2 separate regions of the Mus musculus genome follow, and region 2 is linked to region 1. A link is a loop called in an ENCODE intact Hi-C map of the cell type or tissue named here. Cell type or tissue: gastrocnemius. All regions are shown on one strand. Links, peaks and the distances in the headings refer to the core of each region. The heading gives the core; the rest is flanking DNA.

Region 1 (7,131 bases), core at 1,903-4,402:
AGCCAGCCCTGCTGCCTCACTCACTCTATCTAGGGACAGTTATCAGACCTCAGCCCCAAGCCAGGATTGTGTCCCCAGGCAAAGTTGTTGCTTGCTTTCTCTGGCATCTGACCTCACTCTACTCCTAGCTTTTTCGGCGCTGACAATACCCAAGGACTGATCAACAATGGTTCTGATGAGATGGTCACAGCTCATATCATCCTGCTGTTACTTGTCTTTCTTGTCTGATAGATGAACTTTTCCAGGAGGTAGAGACCTTGTCCTTGATGGTAGTAGATCTTCCATAGAACCTGGTTTAGAATAAGCTGTATTGAGTGATCATTGATGGAATATATTGCTTCATCTCAACCTGGTGCCCCTGGGTCCACTGACTCTGTCAGTTCTCAAGGCCACAGGGAGGAACTCCGTGGCACATGCACTTCCTCTCCCATTACACAGCCAGGTTCAGATAAACGGGAAGAGCAGATAGCGATGACTCTGTGTGAGTTTTCTTCAGAATGTGAAAGCATCTTATCATCTCACCCATGAAAGACTTTTTTCTTACCCTTTTCCATTGTATGCCATTTCTATAAACTTGAATGTTATCAACATCTTTTATTCATTTCACTTCATTTATATATTCTCAGAATTAATGCTCTGCATCTTACCGAAGTTGTTCGTTAATATTAATCTCCTACTTTTGTGTATTAGTTCCCTGAACAAAATCTTTTCTGATGTTCTCTGTCTGTGTTTGTATTTAAGTCAGTGTGTCTGTGAGTGTGTGAATGTGTTTGTGTGTGTGTGATAGTGTTGTGCCACCTATTACAAAGCATATATTACAAAATAGTGATTAAGTTGAAGACACATAAGACTATAAGATAAACCTCATTTTCTGTTTGATTCTACTACCATGGCTCTCATGGAATACATTTCCCTTAATAACTAGACCTTAAGTATTTTTGGCTATAAAATAATAAAGATACTTAAGTGATCGTGTCTCTTTTTACTTGTGAATATCTGTGGCCTGTGGTTCTAAGACTGAATTTAAGACCTTGGTGTCTCCTAGTCTATGATGATCTCAGAATTAGTCTAAAGGATTTTAAAATGTTATTATTATTTTACTAAGAGAAATATACACTTTGAAATTATTCATTATTAAAATATACAAGATCAAACCACTTCTCACTTCCCTATTACTTAAAGACATATACTTTAGGGAAATATACATTATTACCTCAGTGAGATACTACAGTCTACTAGACAAGTTATTCTTGATGGTGAGGGACACTACTGGACATTATTGTTTGGGATGTCATTTGGTACAAACTTTACAGAAAGCTATTTGGTAGTATGTGTCATCTGACTTAAAATACATCTTTTTTTTCCAACTATGGAATAAAGTTTATTATAACAATAAAGAATGTATACTATACAACATAAAATGTAATACATTAAGTGAAAAAATGGTTTGTAATTAGTATATGGTAAATTGGAAAAACCCAAAGAAATTCTTTGTAATAAGCTTTTCTGCACTATGAGTAAATGGGACCAGGGAGGAAGCACTCAAACAGAATGAGCTGGATCCTGCGAAGAGCTTCTTCAAGGCTCAAGTCCGAAATCTAAAAGTATCACTTTGGGTGTCTCTGCTGGCTAATGTGTGGTGGCATGCTCAGTACCTATTTGAAGAATTCTCATTTCTGCTCAAACCAGAAGATTGAAACAAATTCTGTCAAAAGCTGTAAGTACTGTGGAAAAATAGTTTTCAGTTTAATAATTGGAAAAGAGAAGGAGAAATAGAAGCTAAGTGTAGTTCTGAGGATTCAAGTCTCCAGTTACTGAGAAAATCACAGGCTGGAAGATAGCTTGGCCAATCCATATGCTGCCTCAGCCATTATCCTCTTCAGCAGTTGGCTCTGTAGAATACGACGACATTTAATAATACTGGATAAGGAGGTTGTTCTGCTTAAAAATATATCTTTTAAAATGCATATGCCTTTTCAATTCGTATATAATTGATATAAGTATAAAGTTTTAGCTAAATGGTCATTCTCAGACTTTATTAAAGGAAATAAACTCATCAAATGCTTGTGGATTGGAGACTGGGAAGATGGCTCAGTTGATAAAGTGCTTGGGAGGCAAGCATAAGGACTGAGCTCAGACGCTGAGCATGCACATAAGAAGCCAATGTGGCATCGTGTGACTGTAATCCCAGCCCCGAGGAGACAAGGCCCATGGGGCTTGTAAACCTGCCTGGGATTGCTCAGTGAGTTCCCAGACTGTCATAAAAACATGGTGGGAAGTGACTGAGGAAGACACTAGCCTCCACACATAGGTACATATGTGCATGCTAATACCATACAATATTCATGCAAGTGCATGCTTGCGTGCGCGCGCACACACACACACACACACACACACACACACACACACACACACAGAGAGAGAGAGAGAGAGAGAGAGAAAGAGAGAGAGGGAGAGAGAGTGTGTGTGTTAGTTTATGAATTAAACAAATTAGCATTTCTTAAATAAAGGGCAACACATATCACATATTTGGGGTTACTGCTCTCTAAATAGGGTGTGCCTTGGTACACAATAGAGGAGATATGCAAACACTTATGGGGGAAGGGTCATTTTAGGAAGAACCACTTTCCTGCTTCCTTTCCCCAGCTCCATTATAGGACAAACCAGAATTAATGGGAAATCTCATAATTTGAGCCACAGGTCTGAAGAGGAACTTGGAAGGAGAGAAAATGAGGGAGATAACAAGGGATAAAAAGGCAGAAGTTGAGAAAGGAGGCCGGGGAGAGGGGCTTCTAGATGCATCAGAGTAGGCCTTTCCAGGAGCCCAAGGAGACTCTCTTGTGCCACCTTCTGAGAACAACGTGTAAATGCACCATAGAGATCTTATTCTCATGGACTGTACTGCTCTTTTAAATGGTTAGTATACAGTAAGAGTTTCCTAATGATGTTCTGCTATATTAATAGGTTGGTGCCCGGTGCATTTGGCATCAGAGAGGTTTCATCTAGCAGCGGATGGAAACAGATGCAGAGACCCACAGACAAACAGTAAGAGGAGCTTGGAGAATCCTGTAGAAGCCAGGCAGGAAGGATTGTAGGAGCCAGAGGGGCTAAGGACACCACAAGAAAACCTACAGAATCAACTAACCTGGGTCCATAGGAGCTCACAGAGGCTGAACTGACAATCATGGAGCCTGCACGAGACTGACCTAGGCCCTCTGCATATATATGTTAGAGCTGTGTAGCTCGGTCTTCATGTGCTACTCCTTCTTTTCTGACTCTTTTGCCTGTCTTTGGGAACCTTTTCCTTAGTCTGGTTGCCTCAATCGCCTTAATACGAGAGGAGGTGTCTTGTTTTACTGCAACTTGATATGCCATGTTTGGTTGATATCCGTGGGAGGCCTCCCTTTTCTGAAGAGAAATGAAAGGTTGGGGGAAAAGGGAGATGGGAGGGGAGGGACTAGGAGGAAAGGAAGGAGGGGAAACTGTGGTTGGGATGTAAACAAATAATTAAAGAGTTTAGAGTAGCAAACAAGGAAAAGATACAGCATTGAAAGATAGTTTGAGAAAATGTTTAATATTTTCATGAAGAGATATTTATGCACTGTGTGTATATATTTGAATGAGAGATGCAGGAAACAGAAAAAGGGCATAGTAACCTTTTACTATAAAAACCAACACACACACACACACACACACACACACACACACACACACACACACCCATCCACAGACAGGCAAGCTGTGGACTGAAACTCTTTAAGAAAGTGATAGAGCCGGGTGTGGTGGCGCATGCCTTTAATCCCAGCACTTGGGAGGCAGAGTCAGGCGGATTTCTGAGTTCGAGGCCAGCCTGGTCTACAAAGTGAGTTCCAGGACAGCCAGCGCTACACAGAGAAACCCTGTCTCGAGAAAAAAAAGAAAGAAAGAAAGAAAGAAAGAAAGAAAGAAAGAAAGAAAGAAAGAAAGAAAGAAAGAAAGAAAGGTGATAGACTTCTAGGCACTGGATTTACATATTATACAGTAGCACATAGACAAAACCCCTCTCATACACTCCTTATCCCCATAGGAAAATATGTGGCATAAAAATCTATCAAAATCAGTTAATTGGGTAATATCAAATTAATCTTATATAAAGCCTTACTGCATACGGTTCTCATGCTAGAGATGTAATAGTGTGAGCAGCCTAAGCAGGCATCGCCTGTGCCCTGACAAAGGTGTCAGCCCTGCCGAGGGGCAGATGGAGCAGGTTCAGGCTGACATGGTGATAAATGTTGTGACCATGTAGTAAAGAAGCTATGGTGATGGAGAAACCATGGCCTGGTTCCCAGAGTGATGGCAGCCTCTGGGGGAAACCCGAGTTCACAGATAGAAGACAGGTCAAGCAGTTGAAGCTAGAGAGTTCCCCCAAAAAGACCATGATAGTTTGGAAGCTTCCAGAAGGAAGGTCAGCTGGGGAAACAGACAGCACACTGCTGGGTGATGTCGATTCTGTGCCTGCAGTGTCTAGAGTTTGTGTGAATGGAAGTGAGGAGAGGGAAGGATGGAGTAGTGTAGCTGCCTGAGGCCACACGAACTGGGTTCCTGAGTGGGAGGCCAGAGCTGTAAGAGAGAGACCGGCGAGAGAAGAGACAAGGCCAAGACAGATGCTGATCAAAGCCCAATGTTTACTAAAATTCTGTGCTTATAAAGGGGGAAGCCCATCTCCCGATGATCCATTCTGGATGCCTGACGCCAGCCTGTAAGCCATTTGTCTGACAGCACTAAGTTGGCAGAAGGTGTCAATCACTGGGTTGCCTGCTGTCTCAGGAATTTCTCAGGAAGGCAGGTTCAGCCTCTCAGCAGGTAGCAGGGTCTTGGAGATGAACAGTGCTGATGACAGAACAATAGAACCACCTAGGTCAGAAGGCTCCACCCCAGGTGGTTTCATTCACAGTGGCAGCAAGGTCTGAACCAGCCTGCTCAAGGCTGGGGGAGGCTACAAGGTAGTATTTGGACTTGACCTTGAATCACCTCTCAGAGGTCATCACCAACGGTTCAAGGGTTCAGTAAATGGGTTAATCTTTCTGCCTACTCTGTAGGAAGAAATCGTTATTTATTCACTTAAAAAGGGGTAGGGGGCTGGAGAGATGGCCCAGTGGTTAAGAGCACTGACTACTCTTCCAGAGGTCCTGAGTTCAATTCACAGCAACCACATGGTGGCTCACAACCATCTGTAATAGGATCTGATGCCCTCTTGTGGTGGGTCTGAAGGCAGTCTATTCACATTAAATAAAGAAATAAAAAAATAAATAAATACAGAGAGAGAGAGAGAGAGAGAGAGCAAGAGAGAGAGAGAGAGAGAGTAAAATCTTTACAATTAAAAAAAAAAAACCACCAACAAATTAAAAAAAAAAAGCCCTAATAACTAGGGTCTTGCTGTGCTGCTCAGTCTGGTCTTTAAGTCCCAGACCTACATAGGCTTCATTCTTATGGGAAAATATGTAACATAAAAATATAAAAAATGTCTCTATATAAACTGATTTGTTTAAAATCAATCTCTGAAGGATATTCAATTATGTAAAATATGCTTTTTCCTTAGTATTTTAAAAAGCAAGACATATGTATCACATAATTCCATTATGCAAAAGAGTATAAATAAGGCATATGTTATGCATAATATAAAGAAAACTGTTTGGGGAGTATGTTAAGCCAAAATGTAATTGTGGGTATCTAAAGAGATGGTATTTTTTGTACATTTCTGTATTTCCTAAAACTTCTACAAAGAATAAATATTATTACTTCTGAAGAAGTCACCAGACTTGGTGCTGTAACTTAGATCAAATTCCAGACTCTTCTAGATTTGTTTTTTTCTCTCCTGATGATCCAAATGATAGTTTCTTTCTTTTGACAATACAACATAATTTTCCTTATTCCCAGATAAACCTTACTTGTGCAACCAATGTATGTACGTATGTTTGCATATATAATCATTCTATTTGCATACAACTTAGACATCTAAGCCTGTGGTTCTCAACCTGTGGTTCTCAACTTTTGGGGTCATGATATCAGATATCCAGCATGTCAGATATTTACATTAACATTCATAACAGTAACAAAATTGCAGTTACAAAGTAGCAATGAAATAATTTTATGTTTGGAGATCATCACAACAGGAGGAACTATATTAAAAGTCATAATATTAAGAAGGTTGCGAATCAATGCTGAGTCCAAGCCATGTTTAGAAGAATTGTGAGCCACACAGGCTGCATTTGTTGAGTAGAGTAAACAGCTTACAGTAGATCAGTCCTGAGGGAACTTGCCAGTGACCTAGGGCCTTCTACAGCACTGTTTTTCAGAGTCGCTAATAAGAGAGGTAAGCAACCACTGTGTGGGCCCAATAACCCTGTTGATTTAGAATTTTGCTCCCTCTTTGTAGAACTTAACAGTATCTTAATAGGAGAGTGAAGACTAATCTTTGAATACTAATAATGTTAATCTTACAGGCTTTGCAAAGGAATGCCTGAACCTGGACAGTAGGAGAGCTGAGGCTGGATTTCTGTTTGAGGCATAGCTGGAGGGAACGTTTGATGATCTATGCAAAAGAAATTCTGGAAGGAAATGATTCTACAGAGAGGGAAGGAGGTAAAGCAGAGAGAGTGGGGGTTTTAACGGCAAGAGGAGGGATGCTATGTCCACACAGTGCCATCAGCCCTTTCCTACAAGGATTCATTCTTCTCTCACACATCTGGACCAGAGTTTCCCTTCCCTCCACTCTTCCTGCCCCCCCCCATCTGCTTCTCTCCCCCAGACCCACACTTCCTCTGTTTCCCTTCAGAAAAGACCAGGCCTCCCAGCGATATGAACTGAAAATGGCATATCAAGTCAAGACTAGGCACATACACCCTCATAGCAAAGTGAGATAAGGAGGAGGAAAAATGTCCCAAGTGTGGGCAAAAAAGTCAGAGACACCTCCACTCCCATTGTTAGCAGTCCCATAAGAATACCAAGCTACAGAACCATAATGTATATATGTAGAGGACCTAGCCCAGACCCATGTAGAGTCTGTGATTGTTGCTTCATTCTCTGTGAGGCCCTGTGAGCAGGCTTAGTTGATTCTATGGACCATGTTCTCCTGGTATCCTCCACCCATCT
Region 2 (7,131 bases), core at 2,657-5,156, 59 kb before region 1:
TACCAGTTAAGTATTCACCCACAATCCTAACCACATCCTGTCTATGCATAGTCTCCCACAACCCATCAGTTGCTAACACTAGGAATTTATCCTGTGGCCTTAATCTGTGATAAGTTACCTCTGGCTCAGCAGTAAGATAAGGAGGTGTATGATAGTTAGGAGGGATAAACTTGGTGTATTCATTGTCATTCAACTGGTCTGGGCCAGACTCTATCACTCTCTTTTGAAGGTCAATGCTCCATTTGAACTTTACATCTCCAAAAGCCCTAAAGGGCATCAGCAAGCCAAGCAGCCGGTCCTGCTTTACCACGCTCTTGGCCTCATTTTTTGGGTGTTCCAGTTTCAGACGCTCTAGTTCTCTTTCATTCTGAGCATTGTGGTCATTAGAGAGTGTGACTGCTGACCAAGAGCCATCTTCTTCTTGCACACCTAGCATGGCTCTACTATCACCAGTGTTAGCCACATGGAGGTCAACACCATCTACATGGGCCACACAAGCAGTAGCCCCAGAAAATGCTACCCGAAGCACCAGGTAATTTAGAAAAGAATTAGGATCACCAACTTGAGCCTCCAATGAAATGTCATTATCGAGTCTCTTGAAAGCATTAATTAAAGCCTCCTTAACATCAATATCAGCTGATTCTCCAGTATTGAGGTCTATGAGTTCTTGCCAGTAAGTCCTCAAGCTGTTGAAATACAATTTGGACGCCTCCTTACTGAAGTAATCATTGGGGTGCTTGTGCCACTGAAGGATAGGTAGCAGTGCCCGACCACTCTCCACTGCATTTTCAATCTCTAGCAAAGTCTCATGGGGCAACAAGGAAACAGCAATATAATAGAAGAGTCTTTCACTGACTGCCTGGGAACAAGCACAGCCTGCATGACCATCAAAAACCCCCAAGAGCATCCCTCTGGTCTGCAAGCAGGTTGCTGCACTTCTCCGGTCCTCTATGGGTGCATTTGCAGGCAGCTGATTGCTGTCAAATCCAAGAATGGAACTGACATTTTTGCCATCAAATTCTGGTACTTTGAAGCTGTATTCATTAGCTTTAAGGATGCTGTTGACTTGTGGAGGTGTGAGGTAAAATTTCTGCGGTGTAGAAGCGTATCTCCTTCCTTGAGTATACTGCCACCAGTTCTCCCGTGGCCTACAAAAGGTAGCATATGCAGGATGGGGTGTGTACCTCAGACGATTCTGAGGAATGTATGGTGGTGAACAGCAGAGATGTTTGTGGTGGCAGTAACATGCAGTGCCATAGATTCTGCTCAGTTCACAGTTACGGACGAGAGGAAAAAACAGTTGAGTTGGTGCTGGCATGGCATCAGAGAACAGTGGCAGACTGGACGTTCTGACTGGGATTCCTAGAGAGCAAATTAAGACAGACACACACACAAAGAAAAGTTATACTCTGTATTATCTGACAAGCTGTGCTTTATAGAAAACATTTCCTAAGGCAATTTACATAAAATCCCTATGCTAGGTTAATTTCTACAGGGTGTTTTATGGTAATTAAAATGTTCAACCATTCATGAAGTCAGGAATGAACTACAGTTAAATTTCTGTTTTCTCTTTCTTTTGTATTTCTATGTGCAGTACAAACTGTTCAGCATACACATCTATCTGGCTGGAGAACACAGATCAGGAAGTTATGTAACACTGTGCCGCAGCAGTCTACCTGCCCAATCACCATTCTCCCTCTCTATGCTTTTTCAAAGGGGCCTTAGATCTCCCATTTGCACAGTTACTTCTACTATTTATGAAGATCTGTTCCTTGACCTGTGGTCAATTGTTGACCTTTGATTACACATGGTATCACCAGAAGCACTGATAAATCCTCAACAAAGCCATGTTTATATCTTACTGGTAAATTATATAAATATACCACTGTGTTAATGCAAAGTTTATTTTAACTTCTAGAGAACATTTTCCACATAGTAAAACTGAAACAGAAATTCCCGCATTTCTGAACCTCAGTGGATGGATGTTCTTGTAAAGCTTCCTTCTCTATACCACTGTGCCAGCTTAGCAAGTTAAAGAAGGAGAGGTCTGCTCTTCGCCAAATGATCCTGGGAAAACACATTTCACCTCTCTGGGACCTTCCCCACTAAACTTAAGTGAATACATGCAAGCAGACTAACTCTAATGCCTCTTTAGAATTCATGCTTTTAATGTTTGAGATACTGAGGCTTTGAAATCAAATATAGGGTTTACTGATTCACTGCTGAATTTTGCTGCGCCATTTGTGATTGAAAAAAAAATCAAGTATTCTTGTAGCTATAAACCTGATTTTTGGAAACAAATGATTCCTGTTTCAGATGTTAACTAACCTGCTATTATTTCCCATGTTTAAATGTCATAATGCAAGCTACCGAAATATTATTTTATCTACTAGAGATCTCTATTCATTCCTTGGGAAATGTTTTCTCTTTTGGTTAAAAATAGATACCTACTTGTTATAGGAAAACAACAAAGAACCATAAATTAAGCGTGAGGTCTAGATTATAACAGAATAGCATTATAAGTATCCTTAAAACAGTATTTTACAATAGGCATTTATCTAGAAAATTTAGATGAGCATGTATCTCTATTGCAAATAATGTATACAAGAAAAAAAGAATCTTCAGTAACACATTTTCTCTGAATTCCTAAGATATTGTCTCATGCATTCATTTAAATTACAAGAAACACTTTAGAACTGTTTTAAATAAACAAAAAAGGAAAATGAAACAAATCTTCTTATCAACTATTTTTTTTTCAAAAGCAGAATCTACTAAGGATAGAATTTTAAGTATCTCAGTGTTAGTTTTATATTAAACAATTTTCTCGTACTTTTTGGTAGGCCATTCAGGAAGTAAAAAGAAAAAATGAGGGAAGAGAAAAAATCAAACACTGGAAATTGACAGATTTGTGTCTGCTTTTGTAGAGAGCACCAAATATACAAGTTGGACAGAATGTCTTTCGTATGTAGTAAAGTATTAGACTACCCAAGAAGAGATTTGTTTCTAAAGACAAAAGTACAAAATAGCAAGAACTAGAAATTTTGGAATTAGAGTCTATAAATAAGGCTTCTGAAATGAAAAAAAAATTCTAACAACAAAAAATTTACCAGGACTAACCACCTAAATAACAGTTCAAACTGAATACCTGAATGTCATCCAAAGGTTAAGGGTACATGTCTGAGCCAGGAGATGTGTACAAATATGCCAATCACACTAGCTTGTGGGTATAAACCCATACCTTTTTCATGCATGTATGCACAAAAAGCTGTTTTTATGCTGCAAATGTTATCATTAGAAACTAAAATGTAAGTGCAATTTTAATGGAAGTACATTTTTTTCAGACATCTGTAAGTTTGTATTACTTTAAAAACAATGTGAGAGTGGGGGTGATGGCAAAGGTCCAACCATTTAAAAACATCTACTCAAGGCATAAGAAGCCTAGGACCCTTTCCCTTTCCTTAAGTTCCCGTGTTTTGATAGATTTTCTGCTTTTAAAGTCGATTAAAAATGAGTGAAATCTGGTGACAAAGAGCTTCATGCAGCAGGTGCTCTGAATATTTAAATTCAAACACTACATCTTTTTTCTTCACAGCAAAAGTATTTGAGATTAAACGTCAAAATAACAGAGTACGCATGAGTTTTTTCAATTATTTTCTTTTCAGTTATTCAGAGCTTAGCATATGATTGCATTCCAATTCTTCATCTCTTAACATGCTTTCAAAAGGCATATTCTTAGGGAAGCTGAGTTCATGGAAACCTGCTCTATAACTAATAAGCATTCTACCAGGTCAGTACCAATTATATAGTATTTCCATCCGACCAGAGACAGCTACAAGTCAATACACTATTAAATGCTTCTGACATGATGTATAAGGAAGATGAAAATTCTTAATATCCTTCTAAACACCCTGTAATTCAACAAAAAAAAAAACAACACTCTGTGCTGATAAACTTGCTAAATTAACAAAATAGAAGCCTCCTGATTAGGCAATAAGAATTTCAAAGTAGCTGTTGGTTAACTTGAGCAATCTCACTTTCTTTTTATTTATTTATTTTTTAAAGTTCATACACCATCATGGCCCACACTTGGCAACATTGTACGTATCAGTCTTGGGCAGATTTGGCTGATGTTGCCAATGAGTAATAAAAAGGTGCGCGCGCCGGAACCAGAAACAGAAAGAGCCCCATCCATTCTTTGTGGTGTGCTGGGCAAAGCCTGTGTCAAGATTTTATTCCACTTAATCAATAAACCCATGGACCAAATCGATTAGAAAAATGCTACTGGTGCGCCTACTCTGGAGCTTCTCGGTCTTGCAAAGATTCTAACGCAAATGAAAATAAATACTACACTTTTCATTACACGTATCAGAACCTCCGTTTATGTAATCTGATTGCATTAAACGCCCTGCATTAAGATTTGTAATTTTTCAGCATTTTCTGGAAACGCCTAGCCATTTCACAGCTCAAGTTCAGTGTCTACAAGAATGAAGAAAAGCCATTATCCTTAAAACACAAAGAACCAAACCAGCACTTGTTTGGTCAGTTTCGTGTGTCCCAGAATATCACACTTAAGCTATCAAAAAATAAAAATAAAAATAAAATCTGGTCCAGAGCGCCTTTGTCTCCTTTTCCTTATCTCACCCTTTAATTCCATGAGGACCCCTAGAGCCATCCATTCATACACAAAATCAGTCACCATCCTTCCCTGGGTACCCAACACAGGTAGTTATGTGAATACCTACCAATTCGTCTGGGCCCGGGACACACACACATTCTCCTGTCATCACAACACGGAGCCGACAACATCCACAACCCGCGCGGACAGCAGCAGCGACAGCAGCAGCGGCCCATTGAAAGCAAAGCAGAGATGCTCATTAGAGGAGGCGGCGGCGGGGAGGCGGGAGCGGAGGAGGGGCGAGGTCTCGCAGCAGCCCAGTGAATGGGCTGGGAGGGGAGGAGAGAATGGAGGGGGGAGAAAGGGGAGGGGAGAAGAAGAAACCAAACAAACCCACCCGGCAGGCGAGGCGGCATCACAGCCCCCGGCGGGCAACTCCAGGAGCCCGGACAGGCGCACCGCCGCCGCTCCATGCAGCCAGCGCACCGAGCCCACAAGCACTCAGCATCTTCAGGCCCGCCCGGCCCCACGCCGCGCCCGCTTCCGCAGAGCTCCAGGCACAGCCCGCCGTGGGCAGCCGGCTCCGCCACGCGGGGCCAAGCGTGTCAGCGGGGAGCCGAGGCAGACACGCCCGGGCCACAGCGGGCGCCCCGCGCGCTGACAGCCGGGTGCCGCCCGGGACCCGCGGCAGCTCCTCGCGACCGAGGCTCCGCGCGCACCCGGCCCTCCACCCGCGGCCGCTCCCCACGCGCGCCCTCCACTTCACCGCCCTGACGCCCCCTCACGACTCGGCAGCGGTGGACGAGGATACCAACCGGGCACAGTCGAGCACCCGCTGCGGTCTGCCCCGGGTGGCGGCCGCACCCCTCCGTGCGCGTCCTTCCCTCACTCAGCACCACGCAGCACCCCGGCGCGCTGCAGCTCGGCCCAGGCCAGCCCACTCCGCGCCCCTGCCTCGCCCGGCCTCCACCCTGCCCCGCCCCCACAGGCGCTCTTGAGCTCTTCGCCTTCTGATTGGCTGCGCAATGGCGGGTGGGCGGGACCCGGAGGGCCAGAGGGGCGGGGGGCGGAAGAGGGCGCGCTCCCCGCCAGTTTTGTGACGTCACGGAGGTCAGACAATCCCTTCCATTTGGCGCGGCTAGCCTATTGGTTCCACGCGTGCGCGCGCCCCGTGACCACGCCCTGTTGCTGGTGAAGGTGGGTTTGCGCGTGCCGCGAGGTGGACAGCCTTGGTTGGGTTGCGTTTGGACTCCCAGATGGGGAAGCGCCTGGGCGGGATCCAGCATCCCTGAGCGCGTGGCGCTTTGGTAGCCAGTTGCTTCCTGGCGGGCGGGCTTTCGCGAATGCCTGGCACTTCTGCTGGGCCCCGCGTGCTGCTCTGGGCTGGCCTGAGAGCCAAGCCTCCTCTGCACTGGGCTGCCCCAGGTAGACCGCGGGAACAACACAATTGAGGCGTGGCAGAGCGTCTCGGCGGTGTCTCGCTTCATTCATTCAAGATCAAGTTGCTGATTTTAGGGTTATTAGGTCGGATTGATAGTCAATTATTTTTATGTCTCCGGGCTAGGAAGCTGTAAACAAAAGCAAAAGGAAGTTTGATGAAGGAATTCTTATCTTTGTAGATAAGAATAACACGAGTGCTCTTGTTCTTGGAAGGACTTTGAAATCAGCATTCCCTCCTTGGTCCCTGACTCATTCAGAGTTATGAATTTTAAAATGCAGCCAGTGAAAGTGGGAAGAGCACTGAACTTGGAGTCAGAAGAGCCTTTCAAGTTATTCCCAGTGACAAAAATCCATCTTCCTCCCATGAGACTCAGTTTGCCTATCTGTGGGGTGAGGTTAGGCTTAAGATGTGCTAAACAACACACTAAGGGTTCTTGCTGCCATCTGCGGTTGTCTCTTTATGGGACAGTGCCTTCTTCACTTACCTACATCCACATAGATGCCATCTTCATGACATGAAACTTTCTTGGGAGAAGCTATGCTTCTGCCCAGTGTTAATGAGTTTACGTTGATTTATTCTACACCTTATTAACTAATAAAGTTTACAAAGTAATTTGGACTAGATAGATGAACTCCCAAGTTTACTGTGAAATTTTATTAATCCTGAAGTATTTAAATTTTTATGTAATAAAGGAAAAACCTTATATAACCAAACCTGCAATTCATAATTCCCCAAATCTTTCAAGCTGCCTCTATTTCTAAACTGGAGAATTTGCTCATCCCCAGAAGAGGCTTACGGGCAGAGATGATTGGTGAGGGGGAAAATATAGGTACCTTTCCCCAACCAAGAACAAACAAGCCAAGATCCCCATCAGTCCCCTGCCTTCCCCTCTTGGAGAAGAGATACATTTATCCTCTCCTAACAACAATCAAGATTAGCCATTTCTACTTAGAGACAGTCCCAATATATCTGATGCAAGGGTTTAGTTTGGTGTGTACACAGTAAGGCAAGAGTGTATCCTCAGCGTTTTAGGGAGAATGCCATATTCCCGGACTTTGCCTATGCATAGTTGACT

The links. Hi-C counts contacts between places; a loop is a spot of excess contacts. Peaks named below come from ENCODE experiments on the same cell type or tissue, not always from the same donor. Only the 100,000 strongest peaks of a DNase experiment are listed, where the experiment ranks them.
Region 2: it touches region 1 in a loop (6-fold over the local background); 11 of 42 quality-filtered maps call a loop at or near these places.

Annotation. Positions count from the first base shown.
Region 1 is chr4:12,021,028-12,028,158 of GRCm38, forward strand. No RefSeq gene overlaps it. Among named protein-coding and RNA genes, the nearest start is that of Gm46844, 11 kb to the left of the region's middle. In gastrocnemius, for the core only: a CTCF peak has its summit at 2,853 (motif pointing left); a DNase peak (open chromatin) is centred at 2,820; H3K27ac peaks cover 2,046 bases.
Region 2 is chr4:11,960,872-11,968,002 of GRCm38, forward strand. Pdp1 (pyruvate dehyrogenase phosphatase catalytic subunit 1) reads right to left here and starts at 5,579. Exons shown (of 3, transcript NM_001098230.1): 1 at 5,431-5,579; 2 at 4,743-4,777; 3 at 1-1,362. The coding sequence starts at 4,773. 1700123M08Rik (RIKEN cDNA 1700123M08 gene) reads left to right here and starts at 5,703. Exons shown (of 5, transcript NR_040577.1): 1 at 5,703-5,812. In gastrocnemius, for the core only: no CTCF peak of the experiment used is centred there; DNase peaks (open chromatin) are centred at 4,161 and 4,936; H3K4me3 peaks cover 2,233 bases; H3K27ac peaks cover 2,220 bases.